Linked DNA regions of Homo sapiens: region 1 is linked to region 2. A link is an interaction called in ENCODE POLR2A ChIA-PET data of the cell type or tissue named here. Cell type or tissue: OCI-LY7. All regions are shown on one strand. Links, peaks and the distances in the headings refer to the core of each region. The heading gives the core; the rest is flanking DNA. Region 1 overlaps TCF7L2 (transcription factor 7 like 2). Region 2 holds the start of SNORA87 (small nucleolar RNA, H/ACA box 87).

What was found. ChIA-PET counts read pairs that join two places held together with the same protein. Peaks named below come from ENCODE experiments on the same cell type or tissue, not always from the same donor. Only the 100,000 strongest peaks of a DNase experiment are listed, where the experiment ranks them.
Region 1: POLR2A ChIA-PET joins it to region 2 with 5 read pairs; 4 of 35 experiments call an interaction of 5 or more read pairs at or near these places.

Annotation. Positions count from the first base shown.
Region 1 is chr10:112,975,191-112,987,169 of GRCh38, forward strand. All of the region lies in intron 4 of TCF7L2 (transcription factor 7 like 2), which reads left to right. Among named protein-coding and RNA genes, the nearest start is that of TCF7L2, 31 kb to the left of the region's middle. RefSeq lists a silencer at 6,557-6,606. In OCI-LY7, for the core only: no CTCF peak of the experiment used is centred there; a DNase peak (open chromatin) is centred at 6,501; H3K4me3 peaks cover 745 bases.
Region 2 is chr10:113,039,414-113,051,392 of GRCh38, forward strand. It overlaps TCF7L2 (transcription factor 7 like 2), which reads left to right. Exons shown (of 15, transcript NM_001367943.1): 5 at 612-713. It overlaps SNORA87 (small nucleolar RNA, H/ACA box 87), which reads left to right and starts at 5,942; the gene lies at 5,942-6,163. RefSeq lists an enhancer at 4,642-5,640. In OCI-LY7, for the core only: no CTCF peak of the experiment used is centred there; no DNase peak of the experiment used is centred there.

The sequences.
Region 1 (11,979 bases), core at 4,489-8,488, 64 kb before region 2:
GAAACATTCACATCAAACATATGTGGAGTCTTTGAAGCATCTTCACAAAATCCTAGTGTTTTAAGGGGTGCAGCTAGGAAAATACTTGGTTATACCACATTCCACCCAGATTGAGGCTCGGTCTGGAAACTGGCATGTCTGTGTCTTTGGTTAGTAGTAGGGGCTGGATGAGATAGGATGACTTAATGCAGGACTTCTCAGCCTCAGCACTGTTGACATTTTGGGCTGGAGAATTCTTCGTTGCAGGGGACCATCCCGTGCATTGTAGGGTGTTTATTTTTAAATTTTATTTATTTTTATTTTTATTTGAGACAAGAGTCTCACTCTATTGCTTAGGCTGGAGTGCAGTGTTGCGATCTTGGATCACTGCAACTTCTGCCTCCTGGGTTCAAGGGATTCTCATACCTCAACCTCCCCAGTAGCTGGGATTATAGGCGTGCACCACCATGCTTGGCTAATTTTTGTATTTTCAGTAGAGATGAGGTTTCACCATGTTGGCCAGGCTGTTCTCAAACTCCTGACCTCAAGTGATCCGCCCGTCTCGGCCTCCCAAAGTGCTGGGATTACAGGCGTGAGCCGCCATGGTCGGCCTGTAGGGTGTTTATTTAGCACCATTCATTGACCTCTTCCCTCTTGATGCCACTGGCACCCAACAAAAATGTGACAACTGAAAATATCTCTAGACATTGCTGCATGTCCCCTGGGGATCAAAATCATCCCTTGGTTGAGAACCTCTGACTCAGTCTAATAGTTTAAAGCATGCATCCTACCATTGATATTATACTATATTACCTTTGCATTTTAAAGAAACAGGTACGAGTGGAGGTGAATAGTTCAGTTCCTGCTTCTGGAGTCAGGTATATCTATCTGGGTTTGAGTGTCGGCTCTGCTAAGCTTCAGTTTCCTAAATCTGTAAAATGGGGATAATGGCAGTACCTGTTTCTAGAGTTGGGAGATTAAACAAGGTAAGATATATAATGATCTGGGCAGTACGATGATACAGGGAAGCGTGCTTGATAAATGTAAGCTGCTATTTTTACCATTGAGGATTATGAAGTACTTGTTTGCACATTTAGAATATGCTTTATCCCAACATGCATTGTGTATTTTTTATTTCCTGTCAAGAGCATCACACATGATAAATTTGATAACTTGGACTATCTTTGCTGTGTAACAAAGATTTATGACTCCTATTCCTGTTGGTTGCTGTTTGCATTTCTCTTATGTCACTGAAAATTTTTTGCTGGGTCCTTGTTACATTTGACTAGAATATAAGCACTTCTGAAGGGCTAAGATTGTGTCTTACTCAGAGATTGTGTTTTACTCATATTTATATCCCTGTAGCACCATGCACTAATTTCCTGGGACATCGTAGGTGTACAACTAGGGGTGTGAATGTGTTTGAATATCTAATTGTGGGCAGAAAGGAAACAGTATATAAGTGAGATTGGGGTAGGTGTATATTAGAGGTAACAAAGTGTGCTTTTAGAATTTTTAAATAACAGCCCCTTTTATAATATGAAAGACCAAAAATAATTTGTTTTTGTGCTCAGCCAGGTAGTTTGAGATGAGTGTTCGACCACTTTGTCAACTTGGTGTTCTTTTCCACGTATCTTAGATTTTGATTCCAGCTCTCCATCAGTGCGTGAATTTGCACTGCTGTCTTAGAGACTATGGCATCATCCAAACAGTGGTAACTATGGTTGGACTGGTGTCTATTTCTATGACCATCTTCTGATTTTCAGAATGCTTAGAGGTTAGTTGGCTTTTAAAAGCAATATTACCTTTTTTTTTTTTTTTTAAATGTCAGGCAGCATTACCTGTCAGATCATAATATTTTCATACACTTTGACAATTGTCATTCATTCCTGCAGGGGACTTCAAAACAAATTTTAAACAAGATGTTTTCCTAATTGTGGATGGATGAGCCTGCACAGACAGATTCATTCTTTTCTCTTTCCAAACCTCGTGCCTCCCAGATTTTTGAGGTTGAGATGAAGCACCAGAATAAATAGCTTTGGTTGCAAACCAGAAATCTTCCAAGGCTTGAAAATGGATGTGTGTGATAGTAGCCCATTCTAGGGGTACTGGAAGATTCTTCTCACTAGGGCTTTGGTGAGGCTGCCCTGTAGGGAAGAAGTCTTGTGTCAACAGTTTTTAAGTTGATTCAGTAAGCATTGTTGATGATTGAAATTGAAGAATTGTGAAGACAATTCATCTTGAGGAACAGAGAGCATAGGGTGTGAGCCAGGCTGCTGGGAGCAGACATTGACATACGGGCCGTCATCAAACTAATTGTTGTTTGAATTACCTGTTATGATCCGATGACAAATCTGCCTTGCTCCTGCCACTGGAGCAGAAAATGTAGCTTGAACTGGCGTGATGTTAGCAAGTGTAAACTGTACTTCAACAAGATGGATAAACCCAATTATGGGGCAGACCTGTAGAGAGAAAATCCATTTAAATCTCATAATGTTAAGCAGAGCTGTGTTTAATTCATTTGGACCAATTTGGGAATGATGTATGAGTGTTGGTGAACATTAGTCAAAGAGGGGACCACTTGGGGGAAAGGGATGTGCCGATGCCGCAGGCCACTCGGGGGAGGCAGCTGGGGTGTCGTCTCAGCAGCCTGCACTAATGGCGGGGAAAGGCAGCAATGACCAAACGATGTACTGCCTGCTGTCGGGGAGCAGCGCTGTGTAAATAAACCAATAAGGAAAACATACGAAGCAGAAAGGAGAGGAGTTGTTTTTCCTAAATGCTATTGACAGCCCAAAACATAAAGGAAATTTGAGGTTCCCTTTCTCTATTTCTAAACCCTGAAACCCGTATGGGCTCTGCTAAGCCTTGTAACAGGAGGCCTAGAAAAAGCTCTTGCCAGAAAGCTTAATGATGATTTGAAAGAGAGAAAGAAAAAGGACAGCTAAATTTAAATTGATATCTTGGGGCATTTGATTCTCTATTGGAAAACAGTTAAGAGGGATTATTATTTTGAAATATATGTCTTATGCATATTTGAAATGGAGTCTAGAAGGTCTTGTCTATTTAAAAATCTCCCTCTCTATTTTTTAATAGCTACTAAGTGGTGACCCAGCTTTGCACATAGTGGGTGCTGAATGTATACTGATTAGGTGAATGAAAGCATTGAACTTGAGAGGCAGTTTTCAGAGCTAGATATTGGTGTTTTCTGTACCTCAAACTCATTAGGATGTATAAGGACCTCATATCCTAATTTCTCATAGTAGTCTTTTTTGGCTTTCATTCCCAGGAATTTTGTGATTTTTTTTTTTTTTGAGACGGAGTCTTGCTCTGTCACCCAGGCTAGAGTACAGTGGTGCGATCTCGGCTCAGTGCAAGCTCTGCCTCCTGGGTTCATGCGATTCTCCTGCCTCAGCCCTCCCGAGTAGCTGGGACTACAGGCACCTGCCACCACGCCTGGCTAATTTTTTTTTTTTTTTTTTTGTATTTTTAGTAGAGATGAGGTTTCACTGTGTTAGCCAGGATGGTCTCGATCTCCTGACCTTGTGATCCACCTGTCTTGGCCTCCCAAAGTGCTGGGATTATAGGTGTGAGCCACCGCGCCCGGCCAGATTTTGTGATTTTTATATAATAATATATGATTCCACTTCTTTTAAAATATACATATATATTTTTATTATACTTTAAGTTCTAGGGTACATGTGCACAACGTGCAGGTTTGTTACATATGTATACATGTGCCATGTTGGTGTGCTGCACCCATTAACTTGTCATTTACATTAGGTATATCTCCTAATGCTATGATTCCACTTTTTATCCCTACTCCTACATTGTTGGTTTTGCCAAGGATGTTCTTAGAAGACTCCAACCCTCTTTTATGTGGGGAGGAGGTGCTAAAGCCCCCTAGTGAGTTGGTATTGTTTTTTTTCTCTTTTGATTTGGGGGGTTTTCATCTTTCATGGAGTGGACTGGCCTTGGAGACTTCGCCTGTTGAAAGGAGAACTTAAAAGACTGGAGTGCATAAGGAGCTTGGCAATGGACCGCCAAGACATTCATGGTTGTGCACTCTTGCCTCAGTACCCATAAATCTAATGATTGGAAGTGCTGGGTGTAAGTGGAGGTTAAAGCCCTAGAATTTGTTTTCTGTAACTGGGGACAGTTCATTGTATGAGGTCATGGTGCACATTGAGTGCCCATTCCGGGCACATCTTTTATCCCAGAGTCAAATTCGTTAGGATTTTATACCACTTTCTGGCGTTCTCCAAGTTTCAGCTTAGTTGAAGAACCAGTAAAAGAATGACAATAGACTGGGTGCGGTGGCTCATGCCTGTAATTCCAGCACTTTGGGAAGCCGAGGCGGGCGGATCACTTGAGGTCAGGAGTTCGAGATCAGCCTGGCCAACCTGGTGAAATCCTGTCTCTACTAAAAATACAAAAAATTAGGTGGGTGTAGTGGCATGCACCTGTAATTCCGGCTACTGGGGAGCTGAGGCAGGAGAATTGCTTGAACTGGGAGGCGGAGGTTGCAGTGAGCAGAGATGGCGCCACTGTACTCCAGCCTAGGTGACGGAGCAAGACCCTGTCTCAAAAAAAAATAAAAAAAATAAAAAAAATAAACGAAGACCTCACAGTTATGTTTCAACACTATGAATTCTGAGAATCTGAATTTTCTGATCTAGTTACCAGTAGAATGTACGTAAAATACTTTGAGAAAATTTAAATTAGCATCTCCACCAAAAAGCCCCAGCACATTTAGCCCATGATTTGACCTGCCCAATGGGAGTCTTCCAAATCATTTAAGAACAAGTAAGTACTATTAATTAAATGAACTTGGAAGAAACATATCAGGATGTGCTTCCAAATCTGAAGGTATTTGTGCTGAAAGAATCATCTGTTGTGTTCCATGAGTTTTATGGGGGACTCTGTCTGGTTTGGCTCAAAAGCATTTGTCAGGTTTATACTCCTGAGGGTGGGGTATACACAGTGTGAACTGGGCAGGCAGTGAATAAGGGAATTTCTGGAGAACAGACCCTTAAGGAAAAGAAAGCCTCCGCTTTGCGGGTTAGAATGGCCAGTGTATGTTGGGGGCAAGTCTTTTCAGGGCCTTCTGTGGTTTTTGTCCTGGTGAGCTTACTGCTTTCTGATGTAATAGCAAAGCTGAAATCTTGCAGTAATGTGCAGAGAGGAATTTTTGTCCTTTGGATTAGCTTCTAAGATATAAATATATAGCAAAAGACCCAGGGCTACTTAATTTGATACAGAAATGAAATGGTGAGTTATCTAGATAAGGGCTTGATTGATTTATGAAATGTATCAGACTCAATTCAGGAGTGTTCCGGGAGTCACGAAGTTCGGAACTAGATTCTTACCCTTAAAATCAAAAACAAACCTCCCCTGCTTCCCTCCTCCTGGTCTTAAGTCACTAGTTTTTATTCTGGAATCCAGCGGCATTTGTTTCTTTTTTTTTTTTTTGAAACGGAGTCTCACTCTGTCGCCCAGCCTGGATGGAGTGCAGTGGCACGATCTTGGCTCACTGCAAGCTCCGCCTCCCGGGTTCATGCCGTTCTCCTACCTCAGCCTCCCAGTAGCTGGGACTACAGGCATCCACCACCACGCCCGGCTAATTTTTTGTATTTTTAGTAGAGACGGGGTTTCACAGTATTAGCCAGGATGGTCTCGATCTCTTGACCTCGTGATCCGCCCGCCTCAGCCTCCCAAAGTGCTGGGATTACAGGCGTGAGCCACCATTCCCGGCCAAAGCATTTGTTTCTTAATAATTGCTGAAGAAGCCAAGAGTTTCCTGTTAATTAAAAAGAGAAATCACTGAAGCAATGTATAAAGACACTTTTTTCTTGAAAGAGAACTTAAAGGAAGATTTGAAAGTGTCCCTAAGCTAAGAACATTCTTACCAAACCACCAGTATGTTTTAGGCAGCCTGCTTTGCTTTGTGTTTTCTTGTCACTTGTTGCTGTTGCTACATTTTCATAATGGTGAAAGCAGATGAGAAATGTCTCCTCACAGAAGATACGATTTGTGAAGCTGTTTCTCTCTGAAGAATTGGCACTCAGGGCTTGAATTTGAGCAAGTAAAGGGCATCAATAATGTGATGGGCCCCTTTCCTTGGAAGAGACCCGTCCTCAAAAAAAAAAAAATAAAGAAAGAAAAAAAGGGGAAAAGCTGTGTTTTGCTTGGGTGACTTTTCAGCTTGGTTAAATTTGCCAGTTTATCTCTATCAGAAAATAAATCCTAATACTCCTGACATGATTTTGTCATTTTAGGATCGTTTAGGAAAAGCATCAAGTTAGTTTTTGCTGATTGGGTTGGTACCTCCGCCATCCTTAACTGTTTATTTAATAGTCATAAATTGAGAGTTTGGTGTTTCCTACCACCACCCTCTTTGGAATTTTTGGTCAAGATCATCTCCAGCCACCAAGTTTGCATAGCAGTGAAAGGAGCCCGACAATGACTTAAATGTGACGGGAACCAATGATGTGACTTGTAAAAAGTACACAGAGAAAACCACATGCCACATGCAAAGCAGATATGGTTTTGATTTCGGCCTCAGTGGTTCTCTTATCGTTTCTTTCGCCCTGAGAGTGGATTTTTATCTTTCGATCTGACTTCTGTTTTGGTCATGGTTTGTGGTTTCCTTTTGCCATCACAGCTCTTACATTTGGCTGCATGGGAACCAAAGTGACCAGGACTCCTGGTCGGTGGAAGTCTCAGGCAAGGCAGCCCCAGCATGCCAGCCCCCAGGAATATTGAGACTGCTGTGGCTTCAGAATTATTGCTCCTGTCCTGCTAACTCACAGGCTCCCCACCTGGGGATTCTTATCCCTCTGTCTTTGCTTCTTATGTAATACGTCTGTGGACTATTTTGGAAACATCTAGATGAACTTGTGATCGATCTTCCCATTCTATGTATTTCTCCTGGTTCCCTGCTTTTCTATCATCTCCTTTGGGAGGGAATATTTTTCCTCATTAACTAGTTTCCAGGTCAAAATTTCTCCATGAAGTATGAACTTTTCTCTATCCCAGTATTTAATTTCCACCACTTTTTTTTTTAAAAAATAACATAAGGCTGAAACTTTTTAATTGGGCAGGTTACTTAATTGCTATGTGGCTCTATTTTCTCATCTGTGAAAAGCAGGTTTACTGAGAAGACTGGCCTATCACGGGGATTCATGTGAGGCTCTGTCACAGGGGCCTAGTCCAGTACCTGGCACATAAGAAAGGTTTATTGGGTTTATGACTATTCCCAGTGGGGTGTTTCTGGGCAAACTGGGATAGCTGATCACCCTAACACAGTTGTTATTAAAACTCTTGCCAAGCTTACAAGTGGTGATATATTGTGGCGCATATCTCTTTTTTTCCCCGCTTGCTTAGTACCTCATAGCGGAATCTGGACTTGAGTTATTTCTCCTGAATAAGAGTAGTCCAGAATACCCTTTATTTTTGTTTTCTTCTTTGAGATGGAGTCTCACTCTGTTGCCCAGACTGGAGTGCAGTGGTGCGATCTTGGCTCATTGCAGCCTCCATCCACCTCCCGGATTCAAACAATTCTCCTGCCTCAGCCTCCCGAGTAGCTGGGACTACAGGCACGCACTACCACGCCCGGCTAATTTTTGTATTTTTAGTAGAGACAGGGTTTTGCCATGTTGGCCTGGCTGCTCTTGAACTCCTGACCTCAAGTGATCTGCCCACCTTGGCCTCCCAAAGTGCTGGGATTACAGGTGTGAGCCACTGCCCCTGGCCCCAGAATACCCTTTGAAGAGAGTTAGGGTGAAAGAGTCCATGTTGTGATATCATTTGTCTCCCCATGGAGGGAAACCAAAAAGCCTGGGGGTGAGATGGGACTTATAATTATTATTTAGCTTCTGATGGGCATGAAATTAGTGACAGCAAGGCAGGAATTTGTGGCCTTTTGGTTGTAACGTCTGCTCTGTTTTTGTTTTTTGTTTTTTTGTTTTTTTTTTGTCAGATTTCTGTTGCTTAATACTTCATTAAAAAAATAAATTTAGGCCGGGCACGGTGGCTCATGCCTGTAATCCCAGCACTTTGGGAGGCCGAGGCGGGCAGATCATGAGGTCAGGAGATCGAAACCATCCTGGCTAACACGGTGAAACCCCGTCTCTACTAAAAATACAAAAAATTAGCAGGGCATGGTGGTGGGCGCCTGTAGTCCCAGCTACTCCGGAGGCTGAGGCAGGGGAATGGTGTAAGTAAACCTGGGAGGTGGAGCTTGCAGTGAGCCGAGATCGCGCCACTGCACTCCAGCCTGGGCGACAGAGCGAGACTCTGTCTCAAATAAATAAATAAATAAATTAATTAATTAAAAAGTCATCCTTTTCAGTTCTCAAATGGCAGAGGTCTGCATCCTGCCTTGCGAACCTATTAACACTCCTTTCTTTCTTTATGTGGGGTTTCCCTTGGGCCTCTGTGGTCAGGCTATTGTTTGTCTGAGTTTGTAATAAGCGTGTAACAGCCTCCAATTTGCCTCAAAGACAAGTGGTGTTAGTTGGTTACTAGGGACAGGAGACCTTTGGAAATTGTGATTGGAAGCTAACTGTTCCAGGGTCCCTGGGTGCCTGTGTCGTATGGGAGAAGGCACTGGTGTTTCACTGCAGGTGAGTCTGTGCACACAGCATAGGTCAGCTTGTTGGAACTTTCTTGTGTGTCTCTCCTGAGGAAGCAATCAGTTAGTGGCCACGAACCCAGGCCTGTTCACACATAAACTTAGATGACAGTGGTGCAGTAGGGAGCTTGTCCAGAATGATTTATTCTCAAGAGTGGTGAAGACATAACTTCGATTCTCCCAGTCGACTTGAAAACAACCGTTGTTTTCTTTACACCTTCTGATTCCAGAAGGTACAGTTTAAACCTCCCTCATTTGCAGCAGGCTGAATTAAAACACAGTGCTTTGGGATCTATTTATTGCTATCTGTCTTTAAGCTTTCAGAAGCCAAAATGAAAAGAGAAATCAGAAAGCAGTGTTGGTCAATAGACTTTCCCCCCGTACTTACCTCCTTTTGACTTGGGGAGCTGTAAAACAGTAGGTTATACCTTCCCACCCTTCCCCAGCCCCCTTCAGAAGACTTGTGTTTCAGCAGGCTTTGTGAATCAGAAAGCTATGTTTTTGTTTTTGTTTTTTTTTGGCATTTGCCAGAACTCTATAGCTGTTCAGTGGCCTTAGGCTGCGGAAGGCCTGTTTTCCTCCCCTCCTTTACTCTAATTTGTCCCGGGCATTCTGGCTGATGGCATGGCTTTTTAGCAAGAGCAGTGCCTTACCTCTTTAATTGGTTAGTTCCTCTAAGTGATGATTTATTCCCTACCTATCAGAAATGTCTTAATTTACTTAATTGCATAGCCCCCCACCCCTTTTAAGTCCCCTCCCTCTAAAAAAAAATTAATACCAACAATAAAACTATTTCCCCAGGCAGTGCATTGTGAGATGAGGCATTTTTCTCTGGGGAGAACCTTGTCTTTGTGTATGGCAGTGGGGAAGAATTAATTAAGGGAGAGGATGAAGCTTAGTAATTGAAGTTAGGGGCCCAGGAGCTCTGAACACTCCTAGGTCTGCTATTAAATTATCTGGCTGCAGATAGCTGGTTCTCTGGGTCTTGGTTTGCTCATCTGTGAAATGCCCCCACAGGATGGATGCAGTGGTAAGACCAATTAATTAGAAGCCATAAAAGTGTTGTTTTATCTGAAGTTAAGCATTTTTGTTGTGATAAGGAGGCGTTCTGGGATGATGGATAAAACGCTTTGGCACTGAAGTCAGACGTAGCTGGGGACTCAAGTCAGCAGTGTCCGTTTATTGCCTGTGGGACCGCCCTGAGCCTTAGTTTTATCTATAAAATGGGGATAAAACCTCTCTCCGAGGATTAAATGGGATAACATGTACAGCGCCACAGTGCTGACACAATGGCCCATGCTAAGGAAAGAGCAACGGTGATTACTTTATTGGAAAGGAAATGATACCTGTGATCCTGGCAGGCTCTAGCTGTTGCTGGGGTACTTTGGTTCCTTTCACTTCTAGGGAAGGCAAGTGGCTACTTTGTGGTTGGTTTTCTTGTCTTTTCAAACTTCCATCTCTTCTGGTTAAATTTCTTCTGCTTCTCAGAAGCTGTAAGAGATGAACCCTATTCTCCTTGTCAGATGGATATCAAAATAGGGCTTTCAAATGGACTTCAGGATCCTTCCATGGGAATTCATTTGCTACCCATTTTCACTCTTATTTTAGTGACCCCCTCCCCCAAGACATATAATATATAAACACATACATTGATTTTCTTTCTTTTTTCTTGTATTACTACAAGGATCAGTTTCTTCTGGCCTAAGTCCAGAAACAACATGCCTGTCTTTTTTCATTGTTGAGGAAAAACAGTCTGAAGGCACCATAATTCCTTAAATTGGATTTCAATTCTTGATCCCCTTATGTTCGGTAAACAGAGTGTTATATGAAACATCATTGTTTAGGAGCAAGAGGCTGGCAGCCTTGCTTTTTTTTGGGTGGAAGGGTCCTCGATTGGAGCCTCCTGGGGCGAGGCTGTGGGTGGGGTCCCCTAGAGGTGAATGCCCCCCCCTTCACTTGGGATGGAGGCATTAATCCCTTTCCAAAAAATGCTGGTAGAAGTTGGGAGGGCTGCCTGTTAGTGAGCAGAGTTTAGCTTGGAAAGAAGCCTGTAGTTTGTGTGTGTGTGTGTGTGTGTGTGTGTGTGTGCATTCTTGTTAACTCTATTAGTGCCATGGGCAGCCGCTACTTCACTTGAAAGCTTTGGAGTTTCTATATTCAAATCAAAGTCACCCAGAAGCAAAGATGAAGGGGACAGTGTGATCTTCAAAGACGAGGGAGTAAAGAAGTAGTGGGGAATATTTTCCTGGGTAATTCTGCACCCCCGCTCCCACCTTTACAGAAACACTAAGAGCCTTAGCCACTTCCTCTTTCTTGGTGGTTATGTGGGTACTCAGGCTCTGGTCAAGTCATTGGCTGTTTATGGAGCAGGAGACAGATGACTTGGGAAAGCAACATGAAAATGTCTTGGGTTGGTTTTGAGCTTGCATGGGGGGAGTGAGTCAGTAGATGTTTCTCGGGTTCTCTCTCTTCCTCTCTTGCCTTTCCTCCTTTCTTTGAGCTTGTTTCGCTCTGAGAGTACAGGCTTGGCACCCACTTACCCAAGAACTGATTAGTTCCTAAAAGAAGCAGTGAGTTGATTGCTTACAGAGATGATGTAAGCTTTGCTCTGGGGTACATCAACTTGGATTTCTCATGCTTTATCTTATAAAGCCTAAATTAACAGCTGGTTTGGTTTGAGTTCTCTGGGATCTGACTAAGGGATTAGAGTCCATTCTCAAGTGAGTCAATCTAGTTTAATTTATTTCAGGTCTATCAAAAAAGATCAATCAAAGCTCTTTTGAAAGTAAAGCTATAATCGGTCTGCACACTTATAAGTCACTGTTGTTGCACTTGGTGTTTCTCTCTGGTGGAAAAATGCTCAGGCTGTGGTTAAGAGGATGTATTAGAGCATTTTCTGTGTACCTCCCTTTCTTGCAGCCTCCACACCTCCCTGGGAAGATTTTGAGGAAGTGTCATGTTTGAGAACCCCACTTAAGTGGGAGCTGCACTCACCTCCGTCTCCTTTTTCTCTGGGCATACTGGATCCCTGTTTTGGAAGTTTCTAGTTCAGTATAATTTTAATACCTGGACCTGAACAAGTCCAGCCTGTTTTATGTCACTGTTTTTGCTCCTGGGCTTTTTCTTGCAGATATTGGTGGGTGAAGACATGCATTGAATTCTTTCCAGAATGTCTGCTGTGAAGAATTACTCATGTCATTTGCAAGGCTTAAGCTGAAGCATTCGCTGCTATGGTCGATCTAGGCTTTTGTGGGCACTGGAAACGACAACCCGAGTTGTTCATTTCTTTTGTTTCTATTTTAAAAATACTTACCGAGCATCTTCTGGTAGCTAAGAACTATTCGAGATACACTTGATGTGCCAAG
Region 2 (11,979 bases), core at 3,867-7,866:
TTGTGTCTGGCCCTGTGCATTTTTTACCAAGAAGTAAGTTTTGTTGAGTAAACTTGGGTTGTATGAAGAACTGCATGCTCACCGTACTCAAGTAGCTTTTGCTACCTAAAGGACAGCTGCTCATATGTACTTGACTTCCTTTAAAGTGAAGGATGATGACATTTGAAAAACGGAGGTTGAAAAGGAGCAGATTTGGAATTGATGGTTTCCTAGGACACTTCTGGCTTGAGATTTGTGTTTTACTTTCTTCCTTTGGAATAGCTCTATATTCTTTCCTCTCCCTCCCCACCTCTCCCACTCCCCTCCAGCCCCCACCAAGTTAAGGTAGTAGTAATGAAATCATTTTTTCTGAAGCTACCCTGTACTTTGAATGCAAAGACAAAAAATACAGTTGCTAGTAACATTAATCTTCTATATGTGTACTTACTGAACTTGAGCTCTGAGGAAGACCCTATTGGAATTGCATGCTTTTTTATTTTTTTAATGATTATTTGCATGCTTGTATGTTTTTCAGTTTCTGACCCATGTCACAGTTATTTCTTGGGCTAGTTGTTCTGCATTTACTTTCTGAATTCATTGTTTTTCATTTCACTTTTGTTTCCTCTCGCCAGTATCTCCAGATGAAATGGCCACTGCTTGATGTCCAGGCAGGGAGCCTCCAGAGTAGACAAGCCCTCAAGGATGCCCGGTCCCCATCACCGGCACACATTGTCGTAAGTAACCTCCCAGAGATGATGGCTTCCTTTATTGAGGGGGTGAAAAAGAAAATGCTTTTTTGATGATAACAGGCCTTATTTGTCATTTTTTTCTTTCTTTAAACACATTTTCTTTGGAAATATTGTTGGGTATAGTTTATATCTATAAGGTATTCATTTTCTGCTATTGGACCTTAATGATTGTAACCTACCTGGAAATTTTACAAACCTTTCCTCCACTCTTTTCCATGTATTTGGTTAAAATCTAGCCTTGTGGGCTCTAGTTTATAGGACACAATCACCATGGTATGGAGGAGACTAGAGGTGGTATCAAAGCAGTTATAAAAATACATTCAGGGCAGGTGAAGTGAAGAAGAGGGAATTAGAAAACTCAAAAGGGGGTCCTGGATTTGAAACTTGCCTATTATCCTCTCCCCCAATTTATCTTAATATTTGTTGGCAACATTCTACACTAACATTAGAAAAATTTCATCTGGGCTGGCTGACTTGTAAACCTAGAGTAGAAATGAACTTTGAAAGGCTAAAATGGAATTTAATCTATACATCCATGGCTTTGAAAGTATGTAGGTTTGATAGAGAAAGCATTTGTTTTTAGTACTAAGAGACTACAAGTGTGTGTCTACATATATTTTTAATGTATTTTCTTAGGGTTTTGTAGGCTCTAAGAGTGGAATTTATAAATTAACCTCTTGAGAAGATAGCTCAGCCTTATTTGAAGATTCCCTTCTATGTATTTATATCATGAGCTGGACTTCATACTTTTGAAATAATTAATGGAAGGCATATTTTTATAATGAATCCATCCATGACAGGTAGAATTATGCAAAGCATGAATCAATCATGGGTTTTTCATTTGAGTATCACAAAATGTTAATCATAAATACATTTTGCCTCTATATTGTAATTTCTAAAAATTGCAAAATAAGTTTCTTAAGTAGAAAAATCTTAAGATGCATTCTGCCATTTTGGGCTAACTGCCTCCTTATTTTGGAGCTTGCTGTAATTGAGCATGTGTTATTTAATGAGTTATACCTCTGTCATATGTGTGTGTTTATATCACAAAATAACTTATTTTTATAAAACCATATTTTGAGTCATCATTTGTGACAATGTCTTCTTTTCTCTGGTATAAATGAGGCATGTAGAAAGAAGATTGACATTTGCTAGAAGCTTCCCCTTTCCTCTAACTCCACAATAAAATGGATGCTCATAATTACATCTGCTCCTATAAGGTCAAGATTTCAGGGCTGGAAGTGACCTTAGATCATTTAGGCCCAACTTGCCCTCAGGAAAGGAAACTGAGGCCCAGAGATGCCTTAAGTGAATTGCCCAATGTCACACGCTGAGTCAGTGGCCAGAGCAAGGCTTGGATCCAGTTCTCTGCTCCCTTTCCAGAGCCTTGTGATGTCTTCTCTCCTACAGGAGGTGAAAATAACTGCTGTGGCTGGTTCTGTTTTGCTGACTGTAAATTGGGTCATGGTCAGGGACAGTGCATAGGTGTAAAGAAGTTGCTGGTTGGGGGTTCTAATGCAGGTTTCTCCAAAAGTGAATGCCCTGTTAAAAAAAAATTCTTAACAAATATACAGAGATTTTTTTTTTAAAAAAGTGTGACAGTTCTAGACACCTAGAGAGTAAAGTGAAGAAGCCTGTTTTCAGGTTTCCCGCCTCCCTGAATTTCCCAGCATGGTCCAGGCTTTGAAATTTATTTATCTGCTTTTGGCAATGGTTGATGGGAATTTCCCACATTTATTTTTTAGCTACAGAGAAAGGACATTATCTTTAAAATCTCTTCGTTGTTCTCTCTCTTTGAGTGAGGAGAGAAGATGTGAATCCTGGCAGTGGTTCAGAGTGGACACAGCCCCTGTGTTTGTGGCATAGGCTCTGTGGGCCCCATGCCAGGGAGCAGTACCCCCGTGTAAAGGAGTGGGGGTTTGTCCATTTGGATAGAGCAAAGATCCTCCACCTCAAATCCCACAAGAACAGTTGCCACAACCTGGGCCCTAAGCATCTCATTTTCCTATGTAGAAATTAATGATCTGGAGGAGATGGCAAAACATTCCTTCCAGAGCCTGTGTGGATTTTGGCCAGGGGTGCAGCAAGGGGGCTTAGGCACCTTTTTCCTCTGCTGTGTCTTAGCAGGCGTGTTGACCATAGCAACTCCCCTGGGGCATACACACCCTCTTGTAGATGGAGACCTTTGTCCAAAGCAGCCACAGCTGGCAACTGTCTACAATCTTTTGGGCTTTCTGCTGTGCTCAAGGGGATCTGGGAATGGCCATTGCCTAGAGGGGATGGGCTGGTGGAGGAAGGTGGGCTCTGGGAGCCGGGGAGAAGGGAAAAGCCATGAATTTGGACAAAAGGACAAATGTGGTTTACATTTGTGAAATACTTGAATGCTTGTCATGAATGGTGACTTTGGTTCTATGAGTCAGCCCTGTGATGGGGTATTTCTGCAGTCTTCACCTGACACCAGGGGTGAGAAGGAGGATTTCTGGGGAGGAGGAAAGAGTTGAGGGAGATAGGAAAGTAGAGTGGAAGAAAGGCCTTGCGTTGTTGACCTCTATCCACCTGGTCACCTATAGTTTTTGGGATTGAGGATGCATACACCTTGAGACTACAAATTTATGATTATATTTTTGCTGAACATAAGGCAATGTGCCAACCAAAACCAGCTGTTCTTTGGCTGGTACAGTGTGTCTTTGTTTGTAAAGGGTGCATTCTGAATGGTGGCTGATACATCATTTGGGTCTTTGTACAGTTAAACATTGGCCAGAGGGTCTGGTTCGTGTTTAGAGTCGCCGATGAAGGGCTAACTTTTCTCCAGACACTTGGGGCTCTTGTTCACACTTTGCTTTTCACTCTTTTAAGTAAGACATAGTCACATCACAGTGTTTCATCAGACATGTTTCAAAATAATTGTCTAAGGATTGCTTCTTAATTTCCCCGAAATTTGGAATTGTTGTAACTTTTGGGCCAAGCTATTTCATAATTATTTCTAATGTCTCGCTTGAAGAATAGGGATGTATTCAGTGTTGATTATTAATCATTCGAAACTACAACTTTACAGATTGCTAAGAAGAATAACTTCTTCCAGTACCCATATGGGGCAGAATCTTCACGTGGGAATTCAGAGCATTTTGTTGGACTATTTTAATCTGATTGGATTATTTTCATGTGGTATGTGGGTTACCACATTAGAAACGATTGATGTGTAGAATAAATGTTCTTAACAAGTGGAGGTCAACTTATCAAATGATATTTACATTAAGAATAGACTCCACAAATTTTAGTTCCTGTAGCTGATATAGCATCTCATTTGTTATATAATCCAGTGATTCCTAATCTGTGTTCAGAGGAGAGAGGAAATCGATTGCAACAGGGACGATGCCTTCATTGGCTGGCCCAAAACTGGGAGTTTATACAAGGCGTCAGTCTTTGCCTTCCTCCTCCCTGCCTTCCCTCTTCCTTCTTCCTTCCCCATACTCCCCAACAAATTCATGGACTTCTTAACAACTCAGAGACATTAGCCACAAGTTCCAAGACACCCCCACCCCCCAGCCTCCCCAGTCCTATTTTCGCATTCATATAACTAAACTCTTTTTCTTTCTTGGTGGAGTTTTGAAATTTATATTTTTAATTCTTTGCTCCCTTTTTTCCTCTTACAAAATGAGTGCCAAGCAGCTAAGTTGTGCTGAGTGGTAGAGTTTGAGTCAGTCTTGGCTGGTAAGCTGTGGGGTTAGGAGCCGCTCCCTGGATACCACCTCTGGTGTCTTTGCTATACAAAGACTTTCATTTAGCCTCCTTTGTATCCAGCAAAAAAAGATTCAGTACCCAAAATGGTGGTATTTTGGTATAGTATGTATCTTACAAAACGGCAAAAGACTTCAAAAGTTCCTACAATTTTATCTTGGGGGTTTCCTTTTGAAGTCGATGTAGAATTTTACCTTGGGGTGGATTTTTTGTACTTCTTGGTCTGGTGTGTTTTGTTGTGTAATGAGCATGGAGGTGTGGGATAAGAAAGCAGACTGAATCCCGAGGAACAAAGCCTGCCAGACTGTGGTGGTGTACTTTTCTTGTTGTTATTGCTTAAATGCTGCAAGAGAGTGGAAAACTCTTACGAAATAATGCACGATGGGTAGAACTTCAGAGAAAATCTCTGCCGTCTACCCTGTGCATTTTCGAGGAAGCTCAGAGGGCATGCTGAACCTTTGCTTTTTGTTTCTGAAGAGTTCAGGGGAACCTACCCATAATTAATTTTTTAAAACACTACCTAGAGAGCACCCTCTTGGTTATTAAACACATGCGCTGTTTCGATGGGATGTTTGACCTGGATTGTGGATGCTTGCTGGGACGTGGCATGTGTTGGGAGGCTCTGTGCTGCCTGCTGAGCACCAGCAAAGCCACAGTGGCCCCTACCTCTGTGGGAGGCCCTGTGCCAGGTGCCCTCAAAGAGTAGGGGGCCCATGAGGGTATGACCAGGGGGACCTGATTTCGGCTGAGAAGTTGGCGGGGATTACAGGCCTGGGCGGCTCCCTGAGGAAATTGCATTAAAAATGAGATCTGAAGGCTTGATTGGGGTTGGCCCAATGAAGGGATAGGAGAAGGGATGGGGAGTGGGCAGAAGGAAACACATGTGTGAAGGTCCTCAAGGGAAAAGTGCTTGGCTTGGACAGAGGCAGGAAATCAGGTAGGAGGCTAGAGGTCGGGCAGGGCTCCGGGAGAGTGACTTGGGGTGCAGCATATGGTGAGGATCTGACACTGGGGAGTCATTTGAGCAGGTTGGCTGTTTCTGTAGGAGCGTGTGTTAAGCTGCTGGCAGTGGGGATGGTGAAAATAGAGATGTGGAGGAAACAGCAGCGGAACTTGCTGACAGGTTAGATATTGGCATTGAGGGAGAAAGGAGAGTCAAAGGTAGGTAGATGGAGATGCTTCACTGAGTGGGGAGTATTGGAGGAGGAGCAGGTTTGGGGTGGAAGCGTTGTCCTTTTAGAGAGATTGTATTTGCCATTGATTGATTCATTCATTGTTTCTGCAAATATTTAGTGTGGGAAAAAGCATGCTAGACACCAAGAGAGAGTGGAGTCAATGAAGAACGATAACAGCAACAAAGACTGTAGCGCTTCCTATGCGAGGCTTGTTCCAGTTGCTTCAGAGGCTGTGTTACCCCTGTTCTAGAGAGGAGGAACTAGGCCCAGGGAGGTGGGGATTTGCCCAGTCGTGGGAGTCAGGATGTGAAACAAGGCACCCTGGCTCCAGAGCACACCGTCCTCTCAACCACTGCAGAGAAGCTGGGAAAGAGACAAATAAGTGGGTGCTTAGAGCACAATGTGTGTGGTGTGCCAAGAGCAGCTGGGAGCCCTGGGACCCCCAGGGAACCCCAGCCCCACCTGGGCATGGTGGGCATGGCTGGAGGAGGCCTGCTGGCTTTGCTGGAGAGTGGGACATGCATCAAGGTGGCCAGAGACTGGGCTTCTGGGTGTCGTGCTGTGACTGCTGCAAAGGGCTCATTGACATATGGTGGGGAGGGCCAGCGTATTTTCTGCGGGCAGGACATTTGGGGGATATGGGGTGTGACCCTGTACTATCTAAAATCTTTTACTTCTGGATTATCTCCACTTTCTCTACTGCATATATACTTTGTTTTTATTTATTTTATTCATTTATCTATGACTCAGCCAGACTCTCTAAAAGAGTTGACTTGTGTTTCCTAGCAGCCACTGAGTCAGAACTTTCCCATTTCGCAGTCAGGGCTGTGGTCAGGGTGTCTGTGTTGTCTAAGGATATAAAGCAAGCCTTCGGGCACTACCAAAACATTATTTTATAAGGAGAACTATGAGTACCTAATAGGAAGAACCAGGCAATCAGGTTATCTTTTGGTGAGGAAGAAGTGGTAGATGGGATCATTGGTGCTTTGAAGGGAGTGGGTGGTGTAGACTCCAAAGTGTACATGGGGCCATGATAGAGTCTATGTCAGATGTCCAAAGCTTCCTTCTCTCCTCCCAGAAACTCTGTCCTCTGGTGAAGAGTTTTGAAGTTTCCTGAGGTTTGGGTTCATGGTGTGGCAGGTGATACCATGGCAATAGAAAATATCCCATCAAGAAGGATTGTGTGACCTCAGTTGTAGCCCCTGCATGTTGGAATCACAACAATTTGCAGGGCCTTAAAATCAAATGCCATTTCACCAACTGCCCTCCCCCGTTTTTTTCAGCACTGTTTGGTAGCTATCTGTTTCCCCTGATATTCTTGGACACTTCCAGAGATGGGGGCTCTATCTCCTGGTGGTAGACTGTTTCTTTTTGGTACAATATGAACTCTTAAGAGAGTTCTACCTTTAGGGAGCTGCAGTCTCTCTCCTGGAAATGCTCAACTCCTTAATTCATGTTTTGCTGTTAAATTCTGCTAATGCCTCACCTTACATGTCTTGACAATTTGAAGGTAGCTATTGTATTCCCCGCAACCCCAAGTCTTCTCTTCAAAATGATTATTAATTGTAATTCAAATCATCAGTGACTGGTATCTTAGACTACTTAAGGATGGGAATTGCTAATTTTGTATTTAAAAGTTGTACCTCTAAAGTAAGTGAAATTTATTTTTAAACGTAGCTTTCTTCATTCATAAAGTTTATGTTCATTGTAGGCAGTTTGGAAAACAGCCCATAATCTCACCACTCGGAGATTACATTGTGAATAATTTGGTATATTTCCTTTTAGAAATATACCAAATTATCCTTTTTTCCTCTGAGTGTATGAATATTTATATTTGTTTTTAACATACTTGAGCTCATAGTGCTCAGTATTTCCAACGTTCTGTTTATTTAAGATGAAAATTGCTGTAGTTAATAAGCACTTCCCCATGTCATTAAAATGCTTAAGGATTTTTAATGACCACATAACAGTCCATAATATGATTAAACCCCAATTTACTGAATCAATGCCATATTGTTGGGTCTTTAGATTGTCTCCTTTTGTTTCTGCTACTGTGAATGATCCTGTGATGATCATCTTTGTGTGTAAATCTTTGTCCCCTCGCCCCCTCCCCTTTTATTATTTTCTTGGGATAGACCCCAGGACAAAAGGTAGAAAAGAACAAAGTGTTAAAAAATTTCTTGATACATAGCCACAGATTATTTTCCTGAAAGTTCTCAACATTTATAACTACGAGCAGTATGTAAGAGAGTTATGGTTGGAATGATTTTAATGTCTCTGGGGAATTTAACAACAAAAAAACTTTAGGCTTCTTTGGAGAGAGACATGCCCTTAACTCCACCCCGCCCTAGAACAGAGACCCAGCCCATCCAAGTCAGCCTCCCCAGGTCCTCCACCTTCAAAACAGGCAAACGAAATCATTTCTTGAATAATTGGTAGGCTTCAAGGTCAGATGTTTATTTTAGATAATTCACAGCATAAATTTATATGTTTTAGGTACCTTAGCCCCTGAATATACTCAGTTCATTTAGGACTATTTTAGAGGTCTTGAGTTTACTCTTATAACCTCACATTTTTTTGTGAATTTTTAGTTCTATTATCTTTGTTTTCATGGCATATTATTGGGCAAAGATACTATTTATTCGATGCTATGTGTGAGCTGGGTCAGGATTATGACCCTGAGTTATGTTTCTGGGAAAATGTACCCACTTGTCAAAGATGCCGTTGGCTCCTGTGATTAAGGTCAGCCCACAATGAATGTGGGGAGGGCTGGCAGCCTCTCAAATCAGCTCTTGACCATTTCTCAAGCTGGGGCCTGTTGTGCTTGGGGGAAGAGTCTTTGGCAGCTCAGCTCGGGGCTAGCGTTTCCTGACATTTGTTTCGCTGAATGTTAACAAGGTTACTGGAAAAAAGGGTTCTCTCCTAAAATAGGTTTAGGGAAGCACTGGGATATGCGAAGTGAATGAGTTTCTTTAGGGCAGGATCTTGACTCTGCAGGGGGCTTGGAGGCCTTCCCTAGAGTGGGGCTTCCTAACACTGCAGAGCTCTTCCCAGGACGAGGGGCAAGATTGGGACCTACTTTGGAAGGTTGTTTTTGTTTCGGCACCTGCTCTGTTTACGAAGCGTGGGAGCCTGTTTTAAATTAATGTGCGCCTACTTAGAGCTACACTCATGGTTTTGACTATGTTTATCTTTCCAGTAAATAAAACAAAATTGTTCATTTGGCACCCAGCCTGTCCTGCTTGTCATTTCTTGTCTTGCTGATTAACTCTATGGATGGGGCATGTTTCTCCAACCAGATTGTAAGTTTCTTGAAGCCAAGGAGCCCTGTGGTTGATTTCTTCACATGTGGCTCTCTCTCCTCCCACAATGGTGCTTCGTTAATTAAGCAGAAAACCCATCTCTGGTTAGGGACTGGAGTTGATTTCGTTTGGAATGAGTGTGACTTCATCATGACCTGAAAGTGTTCAGAACCATCTTGGTTAGCACAAGGGCGTGGACGTGTGTCTACTTTCTACCTGATGGGATAGCATGTTTAATTTGGGGTTATGACACTGAATGGTTTGCCAGTAACTTGCTAATCCAACCTTATACATTCCAGCTCACAGTGGAGCGTGTCTAATTGCCACAGCAGCATTTATGTGGAACGTGGTTGCACAAAAGCTCCAGAAAGTCAGGCTGAGGGCTCCTATCTCTCCTCAATCTTGGTTTACGATGTCTGTTTCTGAGGAATCCTGGGATGGGGCCACTGGCTCTTTAAGAGAGAGCCCGATTTGGAAATCTAGGACTTGATTGTTGATTATGGGCAATAGATACATTTTAAGAATGATGTTGTAGGCTGTATGAAGTCATTTGATGATTGTTTTGTTAATGGCTTGCAGGTCAGATTTTCATCTTTTTAAATTAATTATCATAGAAGGAGAAAACAACTGGATTTCAGAATTGTCCCTTGAGGTGTACTGGAAACTAAGGCGTGAGGGACTCATAGGGGTCTGGCTTGGAAAGTGTATTGCTATGTCCAGTTTACACATAAGGATGTGCAAATCCAGCAGGTTAGCTGAGCTGCCCAGGAATATCCAGGCAAGAATGACCATATTCTGATAATTACTCAGGCCTCTGCCTCATCTCCGCTGCCCCCCCGCCCCCTGACTCTCTTCTGAGTGCCAGATTCAGCCTCCATTTGAATGCCAAATAGACAGGAAATTAGCATGCCCAGAATCCACGTCTTTAGTGCACTCTCTCCCCAGCTCCAAACCTGTTACTGCTTGTGTTCAACATCTCAGTAAAGCTCAACAACATCGACCCATTACTTAGGCCTCAAACCTTGGGTGGCATCGTCGATTGCTCTTTTCTTTCATACCCCACATTCAACCCATCAGCCCATCCCACAGGCCCAAGTGTGTCCTCTCTACCTTCAAAGCGTGTGTGGCATCCACCGCTTATCACCACCTCTGCCATTACCACTGGAGTCCAGTGCCATCATCTCTCACTTGGATGTGGCCAGAGTGTCTTTGCTGGTCTCCTTCTTGCTTCCTACCTTTGTAACAGCCTATCATCTATCTCTGGTCTCCATAGCTCACTCCCATACTTTGAGAGGGCCTTTGAAAGCCTTAGACAGATCATATCACAGACCTCTATACTGAAAGTCGGGATAAATTTTATCTCTGGAAAGAGTCCCAAAGCAGCGATGAACAGATATTTTGTCCTGTCACTTGATGAAGAGGTGGGGCTTTGAGACCCAAGAGCTTAGAATGGAGAGCCTAGATGCCACTAAGCCCAGGCACTGGCCATGCTTCGAGTGGAGCTTTTGTGCTGGTGGAGGAGAGATGGCTGGGGGACACCTGTAGGCTGAGCAAGTCCCCGTTCATCAGACCCTGGCTCATCCAGCAGGGCGTGGCTGATGTTTTCAATGTTGTATCCTGAGTGGGACCCAGATGCTTCCCAACTGTGCCACATCTGAGCCCTGCATGCCATCTGTCCAGTTGCAGCCTGACTGCAATGTGAGGCTGCTGAAGAGCTCTGGATGGTGTGAAGCAATCTGTTTTCTAGCCCGAGCCTGCATAGCTGGTGGATCCTGGACCGTGATTAAGTGCATCACCTAGGCTTCAATGAGATGGAGTCACTGTGTGTCCAAACAGTGGGATAAAGGCTTTACTCTTTGTCTTCCTGCTCTGAGGGCACAAGCTGCTTGTTTCTCTCACAAGGACACCGTCTGTGTTGCTCAGGTGCTGGGGTGAAAAAAACAGCAAGCATTTGAAAAGGCTGAAGAAGGAAAGAAAGCTGAGAGCGGTACAGCCTTGGGGACTGAGCCATCCCATTGTCCCAGAGGTGGGGGTGTTATCAAGACCTGTTTTTGAGCCATACCTCTGACTCTTCCTGGAAAGTTAGACCCAACTCAAGAACACACTAAGAGAAGTGTTTCCCCCTAGCCCTTTCAGATTGAAAGGAGACGCCAACCTTGATGGGTGGAGGTAGAAAATAAAGTCCCAAAACAGTGTCTTGTAAGCGAAGGGGAACATGGCTGGGCAGAGGGCTTCTGGTGAAACTTTTGGGAGTATTCAGTTGGAACTCAGGAAAAAAAAATTGTTTTTTTGGAAAGAGGTAGCAGCCCCCTTCAGCCAAAGCTCATAAATGAAGGAATGTCTGAGACTCAGAATTACAGTGACCAAGGCAAGACATTGTCAAAGGCTGAATAAGTGAGTTTGACTGACAGAGGCCATCTCCATTTTTAGTATATGGCCAAGCATCTTTCCCACAGTCTTCCTTGAGCCCCTTCCCATCCCACTTCTGAAAAGCACTGAGTTGGCCATTATTATGCTTTTTTCTTAAATTATGAAGTTGTTTTCAGGTATTGAGAATAACACCCAGGTGCTGAACTCCCAGCATAAGAAATCAAACATTCAAAATGGAGTAAGGTTCTGAAGCTGACATCTGTCTCTACACATTTTTTTTTTTCTGATAATGGCATTTCCTATCTCCACCCTCACTCTTTTTGTTGTGGTGAACTACACTTCCCTTGTTCCACTCGGTTCTGTTGCACATGTGATTAGGCAAGGGGCAGATATGTGATATTTATTATGAGTCTTTTCCACGCAGAGAGGATCTAAATCTGGCTCTTTGCAATTGCCTTCATACATGTGCATACACACCACACACACACACACACACACACACACACACACACACACAGACACATACATATGCACACACCCCGACTCAATGGAGGACCCTCATTTGTAGAAGGGTAAAATGGGTGAGGCGGAAATGCCTGTATGGCACCATGGAGTTCTGTGTAGCCAGTTCTAATCCTGGGCTATTTGGTAAGGAATGAAGTTGGA